3 separate regions of the Homo sapiens genome follow, and regions 2 and 3 are each linked to region 1. The links are chromatin loops, found by intact Hi-C in ENCODE. Cell type or tissue: IMR-90. All regions are shown on one strand.

Region 1 (2,500 bases):
AAGTGGGTCGGACTCGAGGGCTTCGTAGAATGAAATGTCATGCTGGCTAAGAAGGCTGAACTTAGACTTTCGGTAGAAAGTGGCCAGGCCTTCGTGCTGCTTGATTCGAAACACCCCCTCGAGCCCGAAGGCCTCTAGGGCGGGTACCAAGCTGTCAGAAAACACTGCGCGGTCAACCTCCTGCAAACAGATGACATCGGCGTTGTAGCCGGTGAGTTCCTTCTGGATAAGGTTCTGGCGGTAGTCGAGCTCCAGGGCGTAGGGGGCACAGTATGGGTACAGAACCGTTCGCGAGAACTCAGTCTGCGCGTACGTGTCTGCCAGGATGTTGTAAGAGACAGTGCGGATGAGAGCGTCCTCAGTCACCTTCTTCGTGTAGAGATGCCGGTGGTCAAAAGTGCAGGTGCCAGGCCCAGCCTCTACCACACACACACTTTCCAACTCCCGGCTGTGCCCAAAGCGCTGCCCATCGCCTGGGGTGCAGTGAAGCTTGAGCCTTAGCCCGATGTCGGCATTGGACGGGGTGTAGACACGCTCCTCCACATCAGTCTCAGTCCAAGAAGAAGAAGGTGAGGAGGGAGACAATGACGAGGGGACACCGACCTCGGGCTCCGCCGCTCCGGGCTTGGCTTCCTTATACCAGCGGAAAAGGGAGCTGGCGGGATCCCCAAATTCGAGGCTGAGTTTGGGGCACACAGGGAACCCGGCCATGATGTAGCGCGGCAACTGCAGTTCGGTGAAGGCGGGCGGGTTGCGCTCCACCTTGTACTTAACATCGCCGATCTGCAGCACCGCGCCGTCTTGCCAGGCATCCACGTTGAGCACGTCCTCAGCCACTGCCTCTTCCCGGTAGTACAGCTTCACCACGGGCTCGCAGAACACAGCCGGCTCAGGCCCCGGCCCTGAACAGGCCGCACCGCCGCTAGCATTCGGCCGGCTCTTCCTGCTCTTCTTGGCGGCGGCCGCCTTAGCGTGACCCTTTAGGGCATTGGTAGCGATGCGGCTGAGGACTCGACCCAGCGGCTCGCTCTGGTCGCGCTGCATGTTCTTGTGGCTACCATCAGCCAAAGCGAATGACAGGCTCAGCTTGGGTTCCGAAGGTACGCAGCGCACTACAGCGCGCTCCATCGCTCCCGCCGCTGTCTGGCTCCCCGCTTCAGCCCGGCTCAGCTTCTCCACCGCCGTCCGGATCACCCGAAGCGCGGCGCGGGCGCCTGGGAGCCTCCACATGAACCTGGTGGCCTAGCGGTCGACAAGACCCGCGGCCGATCAGCGGCCTACTGTCAGGTGGAGCTGAGGAGCCGAGGCCGCCGGCTTTGACTCATTCAGATCTCGCGACTTCCGGCTAGCGAAGAGAGGGAATGAAGTGCTTCCGACTCGCACTTTCGCCTAGCGCGTGGGCACGCATGTCTGTAATACTCTGAAGATTAATTTTTACCTACACGATAGGTCAGAATTATAGGGAAGTGAAGAAAATATAAAGGTGTCAGAGGAAAATACTAGATTCCACGGTTTTGTCGAAAGTGCATGCTGGTGACGGGAGGGCATGCCCTCCAAGCCGGAAGTGGATAGGGTGGTGTCACGTGTTCCGCTTCGTTGGAGGAGGTGGACACCTGTCTTGGAATCTTGGCTGACCAGCTCTCCTCCCTGCGCCCGGGACTGGACTGCGCTAGGACGTGGAGGCCTCCACCCGGATTGCGAGCTTTACTCGCAGTGTGGAAGGTGTTGCCCATTTCATCTCCACAGCTTTGCCGACCCTGATCGCTCGTTTCGGTGGCCTGGTGGGTTCACCCCAGGCTGAGCCAGCGCCTACGCACCTCTGAGCAGAGCCTTTGTGGTAGTTAACAACGAACGATATACAATAACTCCGTTTAGTGAGCGCAGACTATGCGAGAAACGCTACACACACTATCTTATTTAAGCCTCATAGTTCTTATGAGGTAGGTCTCTTTATCCATCGCTTTACAGATGCAGAGTCCCGAGATATTACCTGCTCAGGGTCACACAACTATTAATTGGCAGAAAGAAATAGTACTGACAAACTGCGGAAGGCTGTTTGTTATTTTTTATTAGAGACAGGTTGTCACTTTGACGCCCAAGCTGGAGTGCAGTGGCCTGATCATAGCTCACTGCCCCCTCGAACTCCAGGGCTCGTGCGATCCTCCCGCCTAACCCTCTCAAGTACAAACAGGCAAGAGCCACCCAGTGTTTATTTTTAGTTAGTAAATAGGAAGACTCTATTTAGTTACTACATTTAACAAATAAAATTACAGGATCTCAGTTAAATTCAATTTCAGATAAGGAATAATAATGGGGCATATATTAAGAAATAGTTGTTTATCTGTTTATTTTATTTTTTTATTTTTTAGGTAGGGCCTTGCTCTTTCACCCAAGCTGGAGTGCAGCTGTGCGATCTTGGCTTACTGCAACTTCGGCTTCCAGAGTTCAAGCGATTCTCGTGCCTCAGCCTCCCAAGTAGCTGGGACTACAGGCACACACC
Region 2 (2,500 bases), 390 kb after region 1:
TGGGATCCTGGATAGAATAAGGATATTAAGTAAAAACTAAGGAAATTTGAATAAAGTTTGGACTTTAATGATAATGTATCAGCCTCAGTTCATTAATTGTGCCTTACTAATGTAATATGTTAATAACTAAAGAAACTCTGGTTTCTTTTGTATAAGAACTCCTGTACCGTCATCTCAGTTTTTCTGTAAATCTATAATTATTCTTTTAAAAGTCTATTAAAAATAAGACAGAAATTTACAAAATAAAAATAACCTCAAAAGATGACAAGAAAATGTTTCTGCAGTTTGTTTCATTCGCATTATTTGGAGCTTTAGTAGGGTTGGATGTTTTCCTAGGGTTTTTAATGAGTCTTGGATTCATTCAAGACATTAAAACTCAGAATTTCAGTAAAGATGGTGATCATTCATTCATTCACTCAACAGTATTTATCAAATGCTGGCTAAATGCCAGGAAATACCCTGTGCTCAGCACTTGGAATACAGGAATCTTTTCAAAATATAGCCCCACTTCTGCCCTTAAAGTAATCCTAAGAAGCTGTTAGCTACTTTTAGGTTCAAACCAGGACATAAAGTACTGCCTGGCTGCCCCTGTAGGCCTCACCAGCTCACCTTGCACCATTCCGCCACACCTGACTGCTCTCCAACCACATTAGCCTCTTTCAGCTCCTTGAAGTTGCCACATTCCCTACTGCCCCAGGGCCTTTGCACATGCTATTCCTTCTGCCCAGAACAGTTCTCCTCTCTCTGCTCCCCTCCCCTTTGCCCAGGTAACTCTTATATTTGGAATCTTAGCTCAGGGATCCCTTCTTCAAAAACAACTCATCTACTAGTAATTCCTCCCTAGTCATAGGGCTATTTGAGTAATGCCAGTGTCCTCCATGGAATGTTTGTTTGCAGGTTAATGACAACTATGACAGTGCCCTGTTGTTCACTCTGATCCCCACTCCTGGCATAATGTCTGATATGGTGCAGAGATTCCATTGATACTTGTTAAATGAATTAATTAATGAATGGAAAACAGGATATGGTCCTTAGCCTTCCAGTATAGTGCGGATCCAAGCCAGGATGTTATCTCCTGAAGATTAGACGTGGCCATTTCCCCAGGTCTTAACTGAATTGCAAATAAGAGCTGGCCCTGGCTGCATCAACTCCTGGTCCACTACCTGCAGTAACATTCACTCAGGCTCTAAGTCATTTGCTTACTTCAGGTTCGGAAAAAAAACAAAAAACAAACAAACAAAAAAAACCCGAGGTCTGCATCCCCGTCATTCCAGTATTGCCATCTGAGAAAACTGACATCCAGAGAGATGGAGTTGCCCAAAGCCACATGGTTACTGAAAGGACCCATTTGATCCGTTTTCTTACGACCCCCTGGACTCTACTTCCCCTAAAGCTTAGCACCAGCTCTGAATAACAGCAGAGTACTCCCACCTGCCCTGGCGGCTTTGATCTAGAAAGACTTGTTGTGCGGTCGCAGTGCAGGGTAGTCTGGGGCGGCGGTCTCCGACCTGGACTGCGCGCGCCCCCTCGCGGTTACCTTGGAGACTAGACATCCGCTCTTCTTTTCCTCCGGGAAAAGAAACGGGAAGTGGCCGTGGGCCGGTGAATTCCGTGTAGTGGCCAAGGTACGCACCGCTCCAGAACTATGGGGTGGGCGTCCTGGGATTTCTGGGCGCAGGGTTGGGTCCGCCGCCCCAGGTTTTCTGTTGTCCGCCGCCCTGGGTCTCTGGGCTGTGCAGGAGGCGCCAAGGCTGGGTTTAGGAAGGCCATGTTTTTGGCGTCCTAGACAGGAAGAGTCTGGAGGAATCAGCTGAGTCTGGGGCCTTTCGTCCCAGGCAAGGCGGTCCCAGGCCAGGCGATCGGGGTCCGGTTTGAACCCCAGCTCTGTGACCGCGAGCAGACTTCCCCTCGCTGAGCATCAGCTTCCCCATCTGTGCAGTGGGGATGATGACGCCTACCCCATTGGAGCCAAGACTGCCAGGTAGCCTGATTGACATCCAGGCAGTCTTGTGGGGTCTCAGGGACTAAGGGCTTGCAGGTGGGTACCAGTTCTCCACATACTGCTCCCTCCAAAGCCTGGGAAACCTTGCACCCTCAGCCCTCTGGGAGACTGGGGTCAGGGGTACAGTGACACTCTTTACCTTTAATGTCTTTATTAATACAGAAAACATACACTAATTTCTCACAATACCAAAATAAATTAGAATTTGGGCCGACTGCTTCTAACACTGTTCATTAAAATAGTATTTAGTTATTCCCTGCTCAAAATGATTCATGATACAAATTACTTCCACCATCACTTTATCTTTTTTTATGTTTCACGGGATAATTTGACCCCTAACAAAATCCAATCCTTGCGTTAAGGATTTTTCTTATCTGGCTAGGTTATAATTAGAGTGGGAAAATATATTTACATTTCATCAACAGCTTATTTTAAGGTGATTTTATCTGTTTAATTCTCAGCTTTGTTCCAAAGAGGGGGAGGTGGTGACAGTCTCTT
Region 3 (2,500 bases), 460 kb after region 1:
TAAAGATGGCCAGAATCACATGAATGTCGTCCAGTGTTTCGCCTACTTCCTCCAGGACTTCTGTGGCTGTGAGGTGCGGAATCTAAAGTTCCTTCTCCTACCCTGGCCAGGACACTTGCCCTGTACTCTCTCCCCGCTGCCTTCTCCTCTCTTCTGGGCCTCCTGTGGTGACACCTGCCCTTGACTAGTGCCACAGCTTTCAAACTGGGGATAGTCTCGCACTCTTTTTTCAGTCTGTCTTACCCATCACCAGCACTAAATATTTCATAATACTTAGTTCTAACTCTGACAAACTCCTGCTCTAAAGCTTTGAGTGGCACCCACCTGGCAGGAAGTTTTGTAAGCATTAAGAAGACCAGTAGCTTCCGTGGAAACATGCAATTGGAGTTGAGGGGTGTCACTCATGACATCCTAGTGAGCATGTTCAGGACAGAAGCCCCACTTGGAGAGTCAAAGAGAGAGTGGCAAGTAAAGCAGTGAGTTCGCACAATTGTTTGGAGGAGTTCTGCTGAGAAGGGGAATGAAGGACGGGGCTGCCATTAGAGGGGATCTTGAGGTCCAGGGAGAAGTGATAAACGAAGGGCTCTGTGAAGCTGTTTGACCATTGACTGGTGGAATCATAGACAGGGAGAAACTCATGATGCAGGAGACGGCACTGGCCAGAGAGAACAGGGAGGTAGGAAGGGAGCACTCCCAGAAAACAATATTTTGTCAAGCACTGAAATGATCTGCTCTGGTTTCTTAGCTGTTCTCTTGAGTTATTAATATCTTATTAATATGCTTTTCTATAATGTCAGAATGTACATTTTTAGAGTGAAGTCTGAAACTCTCATGCAAGACATACCCTGTTTCTTGAAAATGCAAGAACTGTACAATAACTGTGTGATTGGAAGTTGTTTTTGCTTTGAAACTGCCCATTGGCATGTTTTTCAGAATCTCTCCATGTGGTGAGGCTGCCCCCTAGTGTCAACATAACATACTACGCTAGCCTAGTTTCCCTCTGCATGAAAGCGTGAGGTTGGTGGATCAGCACGTGCTGAAAAATAACTACACTCTAGCCAATGGCACACAGTTTTCAGATACCACGGGCAACCAAGTTTGCTCTACTTCACAAGTATTTAGCCTCTGGGGAAAACGCTCTTCCAGTTATTAGTGTAATAGTTATTGTAGAAAATTTGGAACTAGAAAAGGATGATAAATAAAACATTGTCTGGAATCCCAAACTGATTAAGGAAAATCTTAGAAAGAGGAACTCATATTTCATGTGTGGTTTATTTCCTTCCAGTCTTTTTCCATATAGGTGAACTCACACGTACAGTTTTGCCTTTGGGGCTGATTGAAATGATTTTTTGCAGTCTCTTAATAATTTTTTACACTATTAGTAGTTATATGTCAACTGCAATTTTAAATAGCTACATGATCCTCCATATTGATTTGCCATAACTGAGTTAATACAAATATTAAACATCTCAGTGGTTCAATATTGTCCCATTTGTGATGATTTCCCAAGAAAGATGCCTGGAAATGGAATTGCTGGGTCAAAGATAGAAACATTTAAAAAATGCTTGGTATATACTCCCACTGAGCTTTTAGCATGTGTAATGTTAACAAGAATTAAGGAAAGTATAAGACAATTCAGGGTTATTTTCAGCAAGTGGATGGATGTTGGGGCTTTTTCCCCATTGGTAACATCTTAGAGCAGAAGAGGAGAACAAAGTCGTTTCAGAATGCCCTTCCCTGTAAGATAGTGTGGCTGCTGTGTTTCGTCATAGCCATTGGGAATTAATAACTACAGAAGGAAAGACATCAACACAATAACCAAGAGATGTTTCTGGTAGAATTAGGTAAAAGTGGTCTGAGAAGGTGAAGTCCTCTAAGGGGCCACACATGTCTGATTTTTCTCTCCTTTGTCAGCCACGCCCACAGTCTCTCTACCAGACCGCCTTTGGGGGTAAAGCTTTGTCAATTACCAGCCTTGTAGAGATGTAGCCTTGTATACCTGTGTGAAGCCATAGAGGAAGGTGCTAGCCAGTCCTGAGTGAGTTACTCAGAATGACCATGTTAATGCAGTTCACTAGCCTCCTCTCCAGCCATGGACCAACTAGTAAACAACATAGGTGAGCCTGAGGCTATGAGAGTGTCGAGATAGGTCCCCTTTGTCAGTCACTGTCTGGATGTGAGTCACCTATAATTGTGGGTGACTGGCATCCAGGCCTGAGCCCCATCTCCCAGCTCACTTTGGAGTCACTCATCCACATCCTCCTCTCAGAGCCTGCCAGCCTTCTCTCCAGAATCTGCCCCTCCAATCTAGGCACCTCACTCACCAGATCAACCAACCTCAGTTTCTCTGTCCTGTGCTCTCTACCACCTGTTGCTTCCTTGAGGATATCCTATGTAGGGTGTGACTTGGGCAAGGTGCCAAAAGCACTGCGCTTCTGTCCCCTCACTTGTAGGGCAGGAGTGGTAATGACTCCATGTGATACAAAAATGGATGGATGGC

Evidence for each region. A loop is a pair of places that touch in the nucleus more often than their neighbours do. Peaks named below come from ENCODE experiments on the same cell type or tissue, not always from the same donor. Only the 100,000 strongest peaks of a DNase experiment are listed, where the experiment ranks them.
Region 2: it touches region 1 in a loop (4-fold over the local background); 16 of 110 quality-filtered maps call a loop at or near these places.
Region 3: it touches region 1 in a loop (6-fold over the local background); 5 of 110 quality-filtered maps call a loop at or near these places.

Annotation. Positions count from the first base shown.
Region 1 is chr3:57,555,110-57,557,609 of GRCh38, reverse strand. It overlaps PDE12 (phosphodiesterase 12), which reads right to left and starts at 1,336. Exons shown (of 3, transcript NM_177966.7): 1 at 1-1,336. The coding sequence starts at 1,230. It also overlaps a transcript of DNAH12 not described here. RefSeq lists enhancers at 403-572, 1,063-1,842. In IMR-90, no CTCF peak of the experiment used is centred here; a DNase peak (open chromatin) is centred at 1,339; H3K4me3 peaks cover 2,147 bases; H3K27ac peaks cover 1,926 bases.
Region 2 is chr3:57,169,358-57,171,857 of GRCh38, reverse strand. It overlaps a transcript of IL17RD not described here. Among named protein-coding and RNA genes, the nearest start is that of IL17RD, 5.3 kb to the right of the region's middle. In IMR-90, a CTCF peak has its summit at 1,534 (motif pointing left); no DNase peak of the experiment used is centred here; H3K4me3 peaks cover 378 bases; H3K27me3 peaks cover 17 bases.
Region 3 is chr3:57,098,752-57,101,251 of GRCh38, reverse strand. It overlaps IL17RD (interleukin 17 receptor D), which reads left to right. Exons shown (of 13, transcript NM_017563.5): 11 at 1-73. Among named protein-coding and RNA genes, the nearest start is that of SPATA12, 39 kb to the right of the region's middle. In IMR-90, a CTCF peak has its summit at 971 (motif pointing left); a DNase peak (open chromatin) is centred at 971.